Regions from separate parts of the Mus musculus genome. Here region 2 is linked to region 1. A link is a contact called in ENCODE Hi-C data. All regions are on one chromosome and are shown on one strand. The core of a region is the stretch at or near the end of the contact, and the rest is flanking DNA. Distances in the headings are between cores, read along the strand shown.

Evidence for each region. A loop is a pair of places that touch in the nucleus more often than their neighbours do.
Region 2: a map of ES-E14 shows a loop between it and region 1 (2.1-fold over the local background). The contact joins the promoter of Olfr412 here to the promoter of Olfr399 in region 1. A Hi-C loop is called at or near these places in 5 of 37 maps with a recorded cell type or tissue (CH12.LX, ES-E14, adrenal gland and 1 more).

What each region holds. Positions count from the first base shown.
Region 1 is chr11:74,053,375-74,056,965 of GRCm38, reverse strand. Olfr399 (olfactory receptor 399) reads left to right here and starts at 2,188. Exons shown (of 1, transcript NM_147004.2): 1 at 2,188-3,190. The coding sequence starts at 2,209. The coding sequence ends at 3,144.
Region 2 is chr11:74,363,203-74,366,764 of GRCm38, reverse strand. Olfr412 (olfactory receptor 412) reads right to left here and starts at 2,094. Exons shown (of 1, transcript NM_001011851.1): 1 at 1,156-2,094. The coding sequence starts at 2,094. The coding sequence ends at 1,156.

The DNA.
Region 1 (3,591 bases), core at 939-3,438:
TGACAGAATTTGATCAGTGCACAATGGGAATATCACATCAAGCCCCATTAATATGGTCAATCAATGCATGCTGTAAAGAGTTTCTGAGAGCCATAACAGTTGTAAAATGGTAGTAACAAGAGTGCTAGTTTATAAACTCATTTATAAATAAATGTGTGAACTTGACTACACTCTTAAACATCACTCCTGAAGCACAGAGACAGTCTAAAGCATTTTCAAAGCACTGGAGATTCTTGTGTCTTGGGAAAGCAGTTATTCATCCTGCCCTGGCTCCCCCTGGAATGTTTTAATTTCAGACTCCACTACAGGGAAAAATTGGGGGAGGAACAAACCCATTGGGAAGATGATGTCAGTGAAGTTGCTTGTCTCTTTATTTCTCTGTCTTTGATAAACTCCCAACTGTGGAGAGTATTTGGCTTCCTCTCTGCCCAAGAAGTGCCTGCCCCCTTCACTAGGTGAGTATCATTTCAGGAGCCCTCTTTGCGTGCTCACAACTGGGTTTCCATACAAGCGATTTCAGTTCTTTGTCTCTGGAATGGCATCTCTCTCCTCCAAGATGGCCCTGGGGAGGCTCAGGTACTTGACTGAGAAGGGGTAAAGTGTGCAGGAATACTAGCTGCTAGGATAATCAGGCTGTTCCCAAAACATTTCCTTCAGTAGTTGATGGAGAATAATACACATTTGAGCTTTAGAGATACTGAGTTGAACATAGTGGTATGATTAAGTGAATGCAAAAAGAAAAAAAAAAAAACCAAAACACCAGTGCCTCTAATAGTGGTTAGCCTTCTAGGACCTGAGTATCTTGTTCCTCTGCTCTATTTGTCATTGAGAAACTCCAGCTTCTACCTTTTTCTATGTGCCTTTGGATCCATCTGAGTAATGATTATCTTCACTTCAATGAGGCAGATCACTATGTGTCCTTGTGAGGCTCAGGGGGCTGCATGTAAATGGCCATATGTGTGGGAACCATCTATGCATCTATAGTATGCTGTAGCCTTGTGATAGCATGCATGTTATATAAAATGGGAGGGTCTGGGTATATTCTTGCTCAAGATTCCAGTTGTGAGTGTGTCCAGCTGGGTGTCCCTTGAACTGCATAGCTGTTCATCTCTCTCAGTCACTAAACCATCCATTTTTTCACCTCACTCAAAGTTTTTCCATATTGTTCTTACTTAGCAAAGCATGACCACTGTGGTACCCAACTTTTCTGGACCCTATAGAGAAATGTAATGTATTATCTTAGGAGTCAGGAAATCCAAGGCTGCTTGTTATCAGTTCTAGAGCTGAAAAATGTCTTTAGTGATGTGTTTTCATGGAGTCTGGGATGTTGTCCTCATGGAGTGTCGCTGTTTTTATGGGGTTTTACCTTTCTGTGAAAGGTCTGGATCATGTGTCATGGCTTTACAACTCAATTTTTAATAGTCTAGGTCACAGTGGCCATTTTATTACTCACATCCTTTAACTGTCCATCTGCCTGCAAATTCCACATCTGTGGCTTAATCCGTGGATGGAAAGTATGTGAAAAAAATTATGTCTGTTTTAGTAAGGACAGGCATTCTCTGTCAACATCACCTAAGCAATATAAGATAACAAAAACTCACATGGCATGGATACAGGGTAAGATATTTTATGTCATCTAGAAATAACTTATAGTGTGTGGGAGAATGTGCATAGGCTATATGTAAATTCTGTTCCATCCTATATAAGAGACATGAGAACCCTTAGGTTTTGGTGTCTGACAAGCTATGGAACCAATCCTTTTAAGATGCTGGGGGTTGCTGTAGATATGTGGGCTGGGGAAGAGGACCATGCTATCTCTTCTCTGGAAACTTCTCTTTCATGCTCCAGGATCTTTTGTACCTATATTGGGTTAGGTCACCATCTGAAGACTGTGGTTTCTTTTCTAGAATTTTGACCTCAGGTAAATGTTCTTTCCCTCTAACTATCAATCATCACATTTCTTCCCTTTGCTATGTCAGTGTTTGTGTGTCTCTGAGTCTGATTGATGCCATTGCTTTGTATCAGTAACTGCTGGATACATCACACCTTTTCCTACTGTGTTTCAGCCTTTAACTTTTCCTCCTCTTGTGTTTTCTCCTACATCTTGAATGCACCTGGACATTGCAATACTTGATATTTGTTACCAAGATGTCACTGTCTGTGTATCACCTTTGAAGTTCATTCAACTGTCACTGGTGGAAGAGAGGCATGGATCTGGGAACCTTGGGAAACGATTCCTGTGTGAGCACATTTGTCCTACTGGGTCTCACAGAGACTCCAGTTTTGCGGCCCATCCTCTTTGTCATCTTCCTTCTTGCTTATGTAGCTACGCTTGGTGGCAATTTCAGCATCCTGGCTGCTATCATTATAGAGCCCAAACTCCACACTCCCATGTATTTCTTCTTGGGGAACTTGTCTATGCTGGATGTTGGATGCATTAGTGTCACTGTTCCTGCCATGTTGAAACATTTTCTATCCAATGACAGACACATTCCCTATGGGGCCTGCCTCTCACAGCTCTTCTTCTTCCATCTCCTGGCTGGGGCAGACTGCTTCCTTCTGACTGTCATGGCCTATGATCGTTATCTGGCTATCTGCCACCCCCTCACCTACAACACCCATATGAGTTGGAGGATTCAGAAGGCCTCAGTGTGCCTGTCATGTGTGTTTTCCTTTAGTAATGCACTGACCCAAACTGTTGCCTTATCTACTCTTAAATTCTGTGGTCCAAACACAATCAACCACTTCTACTGTGACCTCCCTCAGCTCTTTCAGCTTTCCTGTTCCAGCATCCAACTCAATGAGCAGCTGCTCTTTGTAGCAGCAGCCTTCATGGGTGTGGTCCCCTTGGTCCTCATTACTGTGTCATATGGCCATGTGGCAGCTGCAGTTCTTCGTATCCGGTCTGCTGAGGGCAGGAAGAAAGCCTTCTCTACCTGCAGCTCTCATCTCACTGTGGTAGGCATCTTCTATGGGACAGGGGTCTTCAGCTACATGCGTCTGGGGTCAGTGGAATCTTCAGACAAGGACAAAGGCATTGGCATCCTCAACACTGTCATCAGTCCCATGCTGAACCCACTTATCTACAGCCTTAGGAACCCTGATGTGCAGGGTGCCCTACGGAAGGTGCTCACAGGGAGGTAGCCCACTAATGACACTCTTTTCTTTTGGCCTTAACCAATGTCAGAGCTCCTCTCATTGCTTCTAAATGATATTGAGATTAACAGAAGTGAAGTGTGTGTATGACAAAATGGGGTACATCCTTGGTTAGAAAGGGGAGTTCCCTAAAACTATCACTTGCATCATCACTGCCACATACAAGGTTCTAAGTGACTAGTGTCACTACTTCCATTATTCTCCTAATCATATAAGGTGGGTGCAGCTGACATATTGTAGATCAGAAACCTTAACTTCAGAGAGGTTGAGTAACTTCCTCAAAGCCACAGGGCTAGTGAGTGTCAGAGCAAGGATATGATCCTGGAGGCAAGCTACACATGTAACTATTGCTTCTTAGTGGTAATAGATTATTGCAAGGAGGAGGGGCACCCTAAAGTAAAGAGGTGATAATAAATAGAAAATAATAAAGAGTAA
Region 2 (3,562 bases), core at 845-3,344, 310 kb before region 1:
AGGACATAACAGGGCTATCTGAACTGAGTCAAATTGACCAGATACTCTGCTAGCATTGATAAACATCCAACTCACAGAACTCTGACACCCTATCTGCATGTACATATAATTTTTCTGCTGATTTTTGAATAAGCCAATAGTGTGTCACTATGCTGAATTCTCCACCCCTAAGCCCTTTACCCCATCAAAACCCCTAGCTTTCGAGCCTTGAGGTCGAATCCACCATCTTCTGCATGAGATATGTTTTACCCGGAGCTCCGCCATTAAACTGCCTTATGTGCTTACAGCAAGAAGGATTCTTGTGTTTCTTTGGGTGTGCTCTCTCTCTCCCGAGACTAGAGTGGGGGGGTCCCTGAAAGGGGGTCTTACACATACAATCTTCTCTATTTTTCACAACTGGTCATGAGTTTCATGTTTATGCTTGTAACCGAGTTTGAAGGTTTTGATAGACACTCGATAGAATATGTTGATGAATAGCAGAATGACTTTTTAAATGTTTTTTTATTAGATATTTTTTTATTTACATTTCAAATGCTATCCTGAAAGTCCTCCATACCCTTCCCCCACCCTGCTCCCCTACCCACCCACTCCCACTTCTTGGCTCTGGAGTTCCCCTGTACTGGGGCATATAAAGTTTGCAAGACCAAGGGGCCTCTTTTTCCAGTGATGGCCAACTGTGCCATCTGCAGAATGACTTTTTCATCTACAGAACCTTGTGTTCCGGAGTCTTACACCCCTCTGGCTCTGTCGATTCATTTCTAAAGGGTTTCTTCCATGCCAGCATAGCCCAGTGACCAATAATCAGTCACCATTGCTTTTTTGTGCAGTTGTTGTAAGTGAGATAACACAAAAGATGTCTCTATGTCATAAATGGGTATACTGGAAAAGCCCAAGAATGTGATCCTATGGTCAGACACATTGAAAAATTCGACCCTGCAATATTCTAGTGTTGGCGTTAGTGTGACCTTATTTATTACCAAAGATGGTGAGATCTAAAGGATGCTAGGATGTACTTACATGCCTTTCCATCACCACAGAGGTTTCATTTAGAGCCAGAGCTGTATCCAAACACTCCTGCATAATCTGTAGGGTGATGGCTGCATATAATGAAGGCTATATGCTCTCCACTTCATTCCCCTTTCCCCCAAACAACCCTCATGTTAGCTTCTGAAGTGGCTTCCTTAGCAGTCTTCCCAGAGCCCCGTGCATGTCCTTGTTCCTCAGGCTGTAGATGAAAGGGTTCATCATGGGTGTCACCACTGCATACATCACAGTGGCTACTGAGTCTTTCATGGAGTAGGTGTGCAGGGGTTTCAGATACACCATACACAGTGTCCCATAGAAGAGGGCCACCACAGCCAGATGGGACGCACAGGTGGAAAAGGCTTTGTACTTGTTAGAGGCTGAAGGAATTTTGAGGATAGCTCTGACAATGCAGATATAGGACATGATCATGAATCCAAAAGGAACAAGGAAGACGAAGCAGCCCGTGGCGATCAGCATCATGTGATTGATGTGGGTGTTAGAGCATGCAAGCCTCAGCAGGACATACATTTCGCAGAAGATGTAGTGGATTTTCCGAGACCCACAGAAGGTTACTCTGGTCATGAGGAGGGTGTGGATGAGGCCATAAAGGATAGATAGGGCCCAGCACAAGATGAGAAGTAAGATACAGAGCTTGGGACTCATGGCTGTAGTGTAATGGAGGGGGTGACAGATGGCCACATAACGGTCATATGCCATTACAGCCAGGATGAGATTGTCCAAGGCTACCAAAGACACCAGGAAGAAGAGCTGTGTCAGACATCCTGGATAGGAGATAGCTTTGTTCTGGGATTGAAGGCTCACCAGCATCTTGGGGATAGTGTTGGTGACAAAGAAGAGGTCAGTGAAGGAGAGGTTGGCCAGGAAGAAATACATGGGAGTGTGCAGGTGCGAGTCAGAGCCAATGGCCAGGATGATGAGCACGTTCCCCACCACTGTGACCAGGTACATGGACAGGAAGGTCCAGAATAGGATGCGCTGATGCTCAGGAACCTCCGAGAGTCCCAGGAGGAGGAACTCAGAGTCCCCACTCTGGTTGCCTCCGTCCATTTCCCAGTTGTCTGCAATGTGAGCACCAACAATTGCTTACCAAGCACTCATGTTCAGATGCAGAATGAGCATAAACAAAACCAACAGCTTTCCTAGTATTAAAGGTATCTTAGAACTAGGTGTGAAGGCACTTGCCCATAGTCTACACTACTCAACAGGCTGAGGATAAATGCTTGAGCCTAGGAGGCGGAAGCCAGCTTGAGCAACATGACAAGACCTTGTTCCCTCCATTCCTAAAAATAAACTCAAACCCAGATTGATTCCAGTGCTTTGTGTGTACCAGGTAAGTGCTTCACTCCTGAGCTACATCTCTAGCTGTACAAAATACACACACACACACACACACACACACACACACACACACACGCACATACACACTCTTTCTTTATATATTGTCATAAAATCAAAGAAAAGTATGACCAAAGAACTAAAGAAAAGCCCAACAATGATGTATCAAATAGGGAATCTGAATAAAAGAAAGTATAAAAAAAGAACAGTGGAAACTCTAGGATTTTGAAATGCACAACAAGCAAAATTGAGATTTTACTTGATGGGCTCAGTAATAGTTTTGATCTAGCATGAAGAAGATAAGCAATCCTGAAGATGGACTGCTGTGAACTGTGCCAGCAGAAAAACAGAGAGAGAGAGAGAGAAAAAAAACCCAAGCTGGAGAAAGAGAAAGAGAAAGAGAAGGAGGAGGAGGAGGAGGAAGAGGAGGAGGAGGAAGAGGAGAGGAAGAGGAAGAGGAAGAAGAAGAAGAAGAAGAAGAAGAAGAAGAAGAAGAAGAAGAAGAAGAAGAAGAAGAAGAAGAAGAAGAAGAAAATGAACAAAGACTCAGAAAAGCATAGAACATCAAGAGACAGAAGAGCCAGAGGGAGAGGAGAGAAAAGTTTCAACACACCGAAGGAGAAACCAGCTGACAAGTTCCCAGAGTAACAGAAAAGCTGTGGTCCAAAAACCACAGCTGCTGTTAAATACATTAGTTGAAGACACAAATCACTGCTATTTGCCTAGATGTTACGAAGTCACTTAATTCACAACAGACATTTCTTTTGTTCCATTTTATAGATGAGGCCACAGAAATGTTTAGAAGACTAATGGATTTCCAAGATTCTACTGGTAACTGGTGGGGCTGGAATTTGATATACCTCCAAATCTCCTTCCCCAGCTGCTCTCTCACATATCAAACAAGGGTAACAGAGCTTATCTCACCAAGGATTCTGGACAAAAACCTGAAATGCCACATGGGGCACATTTCTCCAACCCTAACACATGATTATAAATCGGGTAGACTTTTATGGAAAGGGCTACCTGTTCAACCTTCTGGTATATTTCACCCATTTTTTGCAGAGAACTCTACTCTGGGTGGGAGAAAGGGGAAGAACACAGCTTCTAGAGTCCTCTCCGTCTGGGGCCTGGCTCTGCTCCCTCCTTAGGAGCAGCATCAGCTCATCCTGTACCAGCAGTG